Linked DNA regions of Mus musculus: region 2 is linked to region 1. The links are chromatin contacts, found by Hi-C or POLR2A ChIA-PET in ENCODE. All regions are on one chromosome and are shown on one strand. Each heading gives the region's core, a stretch centred on a gene start or an enhancer-like site at or near the end of the contact. The rest is flanking DNA. Distances are from core to core; before and after follow the strand shown.

Region 1 (2,879 bases), core at 358-2,857:
TGCCATAAATACCCTGCCACAATGGACGATATGTTGGAATTGTGAGCCAAAACAAACCTTTCCTTAAGTTGTTTGTCCCAGGGTATCATCACAGCATAGGACAAATAACTCCTATACCAAGGGGCACACCACAACATCCAAAACATACATGGTATGCCTTAAATGCTTATTAGCTAACTATTGCCCTGCTACTCAGTATTACCCAGACTTTCCTGGCCCTTCCAAATCTACCTCCATACCTCAAAGCAGCTCACCAGTCCATTTTCCCAGTCCTCTCTTTACAAATAGTCCGTATCTTGTAGCTAGGTGTATTTGCTTAGATATCCAAGTGTTTCTGTCTAGGGTTAAAAAAATTGTTACCCTTTTACCTTTGGATTGTAGCTTCTTGATGTGAATAGCAGGGTTTTGTATAAGATAAACAATTAGCTTCCTTTTCGGTCTTGAAATTCTTTGATTTCATGCATCCTATCCAGCTTTCCTCAAAATATTTGCTAGAAAATTAATCTAATAAAATAAAATTGAGTCAGTGCCAAAGATCATTCTAAGTAAAATTCTGAAGTTAGCAGCACGCACGCACGTGCACACACACACGCACACACACACACACACACACACACACACACAAAACTCATCTGCTGTCTGGTTAGCTTTAAGGGCTGACACCTCATAACATTTCAGCGTTTCGAAGCTGTTACAAGTATTATCAATGGGTTTAATTTGCTTTTTTAAAACCCCTTCCTTTGTGTAAAGACAAATGGAAATTCTTCAAAATGAACTAAGTTATGAGAAAGAGTGGAAGCTTGAGCAAAATTCTCTTCTAACGTCATTGTGGAACCAGTCCCCAGAGACATGGGGGACTTGGAGAGCACCTCAAGTCAGTGCCGACCTGGTCCTGCAGGTACCAACTGGGAACATCATGTTGGTAGGTATTTTTATATTGTTTTTTTTTTTTTTAGACTTCGTCTGATTAAGGCTTCCACCAAGAACAGGATTTCCTTTGACTGTCGTGTGTTTTGTTTCAATGAGCAGGTGTTGTTACTACCTACAGGGCCCAAGTCGGTGGTCTAAGAGGAAGGGGGAAAGCCATTTGTCTCTTCTGGAATCAAGCTAGTTGGTCCTTGAAGCGAAATTGCGGAGGCCCGAGATGGTTCAAAATTGAACAGGATGGGGTTTGAAACTGTTGCAGGGGAAGGTGTGCGTGACAGCCACCTGACACGCCTTTGATGTGCCGCCTCTCTTGGCCAGTTAGCTCTGAATCTCTAACAGTCTCTGGACTCTAGGGCGTTATCCTTGCCCCTGGCCAATTCCTGCGGTACCCACCCGGCCATTCCCTCTCCTGCCTCTGGGATCCCGCGCTCCCATCCCCCTCTCCCTTTCTTCCTCCACTCCCCGTCCCCCCGCCCCTCTCGCCCCCTCCCTTTTCTCTCCATGCCCTCCAGCCCAGCCCACTCCGCTTTCTCATTCCATTTTTTAGGCACACAATCTCGCTCACGCTGCAAACGCCCACAGCCCCCTCCTCCGTGGGCGGCACCGCGGGCCGGCTGCTCGCAGTTGCGCAGGCGCGCTGAGCGGCAGGCGAAGGGGAGGGGGTGCTGGCGGGCTCCGCGCAGGCGCGCGCTGCTCAGCTGGGCACGGCTTGGCACCGGAGTCTTTCCCTCGCTCTGTCTAGGCTGCCGAGCTTCTCCTGGTGTAGAGGCGCTCGTCTGCACCATGTTTCTCCACTCAGTCAACCTCTGGAATCTGGCGTTCTATGTCTTCATGGTGTTTCTGGCGACCCTGGGGCTGTGGGATGTCTTCTTCGGCTTCGAGGAAAACAAGTGCAGCATGAGCTACATGTTCGAGTACCCCGAGTACCAGGTACGGCCCTCCCTTACCTGCGCGCCCACACCTCCCGGGCTTCTCTCGGGCTCAGATGGAACGCTCCGACTCGGAGCTCTCCTGGCACTCGAAGTCTCCTGCTTCGTGCTGGGCAGGGCATCCTCGCCTCCGCGACCCCTCGTCCCCCACCCAGACTCCGGACCCCGACTTCTGACCGCCAGAGAGCCAGCTCTGGTCCCTCTCCCCAATCCTTATACTTCCCGGACCCTCCTTTGCTTGCAAGGAGATGATTTCTCTTCGCGCCCAGTGATGGGCGTGCGTCAGATTTCGCTTTTCTGGAAAGAAGCAGCGTCTTGCAGAGTTGCCAAAGCTGATTTAAAAAAGAGGCTCTGAGGTTTTACCTCTGGGTGAAGTGACAGACTGGCCTGATTAATAATTAAACTGAAAACTATCTAGTTTTCCTCCGGTGGAGAATTTTGCCGATCCACCTGTTCTGTAGGTTTTGAGTCCGTGGGTGTGTGAGTGTGCGTACCTGTGTTTTCGCATGCCTCTGAACAGTCAGTGACCTGCATAATCGATTACGATATCTGTTATAATCGGTTGCATGTACATTCTGGTGTTATTTTGTCTTCTCACTGGGTTTAACAGGATCTGCCTCCTCTTTCATCGCCCCCCCCCACCTCCTCTGTTCTAATTTGAATGCTTTCATTAATTGCTTCATTTGTTCCGCGTAGTAGAATCTAAAATTTCATTCATGACCAGCAGTAGAAAGAGATGATAACAAATTACACAGCTGTCAGGAGAAATTCCCTTTGGTGATATTTTTCTTGAGATTTCTAAATGAATCTAAATTTTGGAATATCTATTATAATAACTCCTATAAAATATGCATAATACATTTTGATAAGGTGCATTCTTAGTATACTTTTAGGATCATAGCAGATTTTTTTTTCTGTCGATAAAGAATGAAAATCAGGATTGAGTCTGTGTACAGGTCCTTATAGAGGGAGCCTGTTTGATGCTCTCTTATTTACATTTAAAAACTGAAGTTTAAGTTGCTG
Region 2 (3,072 bases), core at 366-2,865, 680 kb before region 1:
GAAGCAAAGTTCCAAACACTCGCAAGCACTCCAAGGCTACGTGAAGCACGGTACCCAGCCAGGGAGCATCCTCAGGGCTCTCCCAGTTCAATTTCCATGGTGCGTGCCTTTGGACGAAACCATTAGTTTGCCGAACACAGCTGGATACCGCCTCCAGAGCCTTATAGATCTGAAAGTCATTATAATAGCCCGCTACCAGTTTGGGTAAAGTGGCCACTGCAGTTACAAGCGCATAGTCTTCTGCCTGCACACGAACTGACGGCCCCGTTAACCCTGGCTCACTGGGGAAACAGGCAGCACAGAAAGATGGGTAGGTTCCAGAAGGATTTATTCTGTAGGCAGTGCACCGGTTTAAAAGCCCTCCTAAGGCATCTGCCAGCTCGGAGTCCAGCAATTTAACCACCTTTTCATCATAGTAATCGCAGTCCCAATTGGGAACGCCCTGCCGAAGGAGAAAGTAGCGAAAGCCATCCACAGTATAGCGATCAAGGCAAGTCCTGGGATCCACCACGTTGCCCAAGCTTTTGGACATTTTTTGGCCACTCACCGTCCAGTGCGAGTGGACATAGATGCGATGTGGTGGCCTCAATCCTGCCCCTAGGAGAAGGGCAGGCCAATAAATAGCATGAAATTTGAGAATGTCCTTACCTATGATATGAGAGGTGGCTGGCCACCAAGACTTGAAATCTGCATCTGGGTAGCCAACTACAGTGAGGTAGTTGACCAGGGCATCCAGCCACACGTAGATGGTCTGCGAGTCGTCCCCGGGAACTGGTATGCCCCAGTGCAGATGGCTACTCCTTCGAGAAACGGACAAGTCGGGCAGCTCCTCCTCCAGCCACTGAAGAACTGCCTGGTGGAACGGTTCCGGTGTGATTGCCTGAGGATTGTTTCCAAGCCACCGCTGGAGTGGTTCTCGAAACTGAGAAAGCTTGAAAATGTAATTTTCTTCCTTCGTCCAGGAGACAGGATGTCCGCTCTCGAGAGACACGGGACAGGGATCCCCGGACGGACCCACCTGCCGAGTAACCTTGGCCTCCGGCAAGAAGCACTCATCCGAGGCACAATACCACCCTTCATAGATCCCTTTGTAAAGCAGACCCCGGGCCTCCAGCACACCCCAGAAATGCTGCACCGCTACTCGGTGCCGAGCCTCCGTGGTGCGGATGAAGTCCGTGGAAGAGATGTCAGCCTCCCGGAAAAGCTGCAAAAACTGGGCAGACACTCGATCGCACAGCTCGATCGGGGCCAAGCCGGCGGTGGCTGCCGCCTGCTGGATCTTCAGGCCGTGCTCATCCGTGCCGGTGGAAAACCGCGTGGACGCAGAGCCGGGAACTCGGAGACGACGGTGGCGGCACAGGGCGTCGGCCAGTAGCGCCGAGTACAGGTGCCCGATGTGCGGCGCGGCGTTCACGTAGAAGATAGGTGTGGTGAAGTAGGCCCGCGCTTCCCCGGCGTCGCCACTAGCGCTCGGCGAGCACGAACCGTAGCGGCGACAGCCGCGGCCGAACCGGGTGCGCGTCAACACCCAGCGAGCACACTGCCGCAGCATGGTGACAGCCGGCCCCAGCACTGGAGGCGGTGTTCCCGAGCACGGGAAAGGGCGCGTGCGCAGCTGGACGGTACCGCCGCTTCCGGCGCGGAAGCCAATGAACGGCAAGCGTTGACTCCTGCGGCCCCGCCCGCAACTCCCCCGCCTCCACCGGTTTCCTGCAGCGCGCAGGGGCGGGTGGCCGGCGGGAGTTTTTGAGTAGTCGGCTAGTGGGTTCCGTGTCAGGGCAGTTGGGGAAAGAAGAGCGTATCCCGGGTGTTGTGCAGTTTTACTCTTTGAGATCTGTTCTGGATCTGAACTGAACTGATCGGTTCTGGACTGAACTTGTTGGCAAGATTTTTATATTGAGGTATTTTCCAAACTCATTAACTGTCAAAGCAGGGCACAAATCCGGCCTCTTGGTATCCTCTAGTCAACATAGAAAAACCATTTAAGGTTTGTCTCAGAATCTAAATAAATCTGAAAGAAAGGAAAATAATTTCACAAAGCGCTTTAAGGAACGATAAGCACTGGCAGAAAAGGAAATGACGTGTCTGAACATGTTGCTGAGCCTTAAGGATTGATTTGAGAACTCATCCAGGGACTGGAGTGCGGAGTCACAGGTGTGCAGATAAGGAAACATTAACTTTCAGCTTTATTGTACAAAACAAGTCACAATTTTCTCCTCTAATAGTCTTGAAATTCTTCCAAGACTGAGCTTTGAGAATGAAATCCTAATTTTTAGCAGGAGAGAATTTTAAAATCCCAAATTTTTATTATTAATCCTTGGCTCACTGCATATTTTCTCATCCACAACTGGCCTCCCCACCCCCATTTAATTTAAACAGTGTATATATGCACATACTAAAATGAGATTGGAACACCTATAAACCCTCACCCAACCTAAGTACTGTTAGTGATTCTCAAAGAATGGTCCCCAAAGCAGCATGAGACACACCAGGAACTTAGACATCTGAGGCCCATTCCCTACCTGCTGAGGCAGAAACTGGGATCTCAGACCAGCAATCTAAGCTTTACTTAGCTCACCAATGGACTGTGGTGCACATTAGTGTTTAAGTTAGAGATGAGCTGCAGTTGAGATCTGTGCGCTGTGTCCTTCCCTCTCTTCCAAGAGTAATAGTGCCCTGAGGGTTTGGTTTTTGTTTTTGGTTTGTTTGGGTTTTTTTTTGTTTTGTTGAGTTTTTTGTTTGTTTGTTTGTGTTTTATTTTTTTGGGTTTTTTTTGGGGTTTTTTTTTGTTTTGAGACAGGGTTTCTCTGTCTAGCCCTGGCTGTCCTGAAACTCACTGTGTAGACCAGGTTGGCCTTGAACTCAGAAATCTGCCTGCCTCTGCATCCCAGGTGCTGGGATTAAAGGCGTGCACCATCCACTGTGTTGCCTACTTGAACCGGGTACACCTGGAGAGAGAGAGAGAGAGAGAGAGAGAGAGAGAGAGAGAGAGAGAGAGAGAGAGAGAGAGAGAGAGGAGAGAGAGGAGAGAGAGAGAGAGGAGAGAGAGGAGAGAGAGGAGAGAGAGGAGAG

The links. A loop is a pair of places that touch in the nucleus more often than their neighbours do. ChIA-PET counts read pairs that join two places held with the same protein, here RNA polymerase II (POLR2A).
Region 2: a loop to region 1 is called in a map of gastrocnemius, with 4 times the contacts of the local background. The contact joins the promoter of Mars2 here to the promoter of Pgap1 in region 1. A Hi-C loop is called at or near these places in 1 of 37 maps with a recorded cell type or tissue (gastrocnemius). POLR2A ChIA-PET finds 5 or more read pairs at or near these places in 1 of 5 experiments (embryonic stem cell).

The regions. Positions count from the first base shown.
Region 1 is chr1:54,556,412-54,559,290 of GRCm38, reverse strand. It overlaps Pgap1 (post-GPI attachment to proteins 1), which reads left to right and starts at 1,607. Exons shown (of 27, transcript NM_001163314.2): 1 at 1,607-1,857. The coding sequence starts at 1,711.
Region 2 is chr1:55,235,720-55,238,791 of GRCm38, reverse strand. Mars2 (methionine-tRNA synthetase 2 (mitochondrial)) reads right to left here and starts at 1,615. Exons shown (of 1, transcript NM_175439.3): 1 at 1-1,615. The coding sequence starts at 1,552.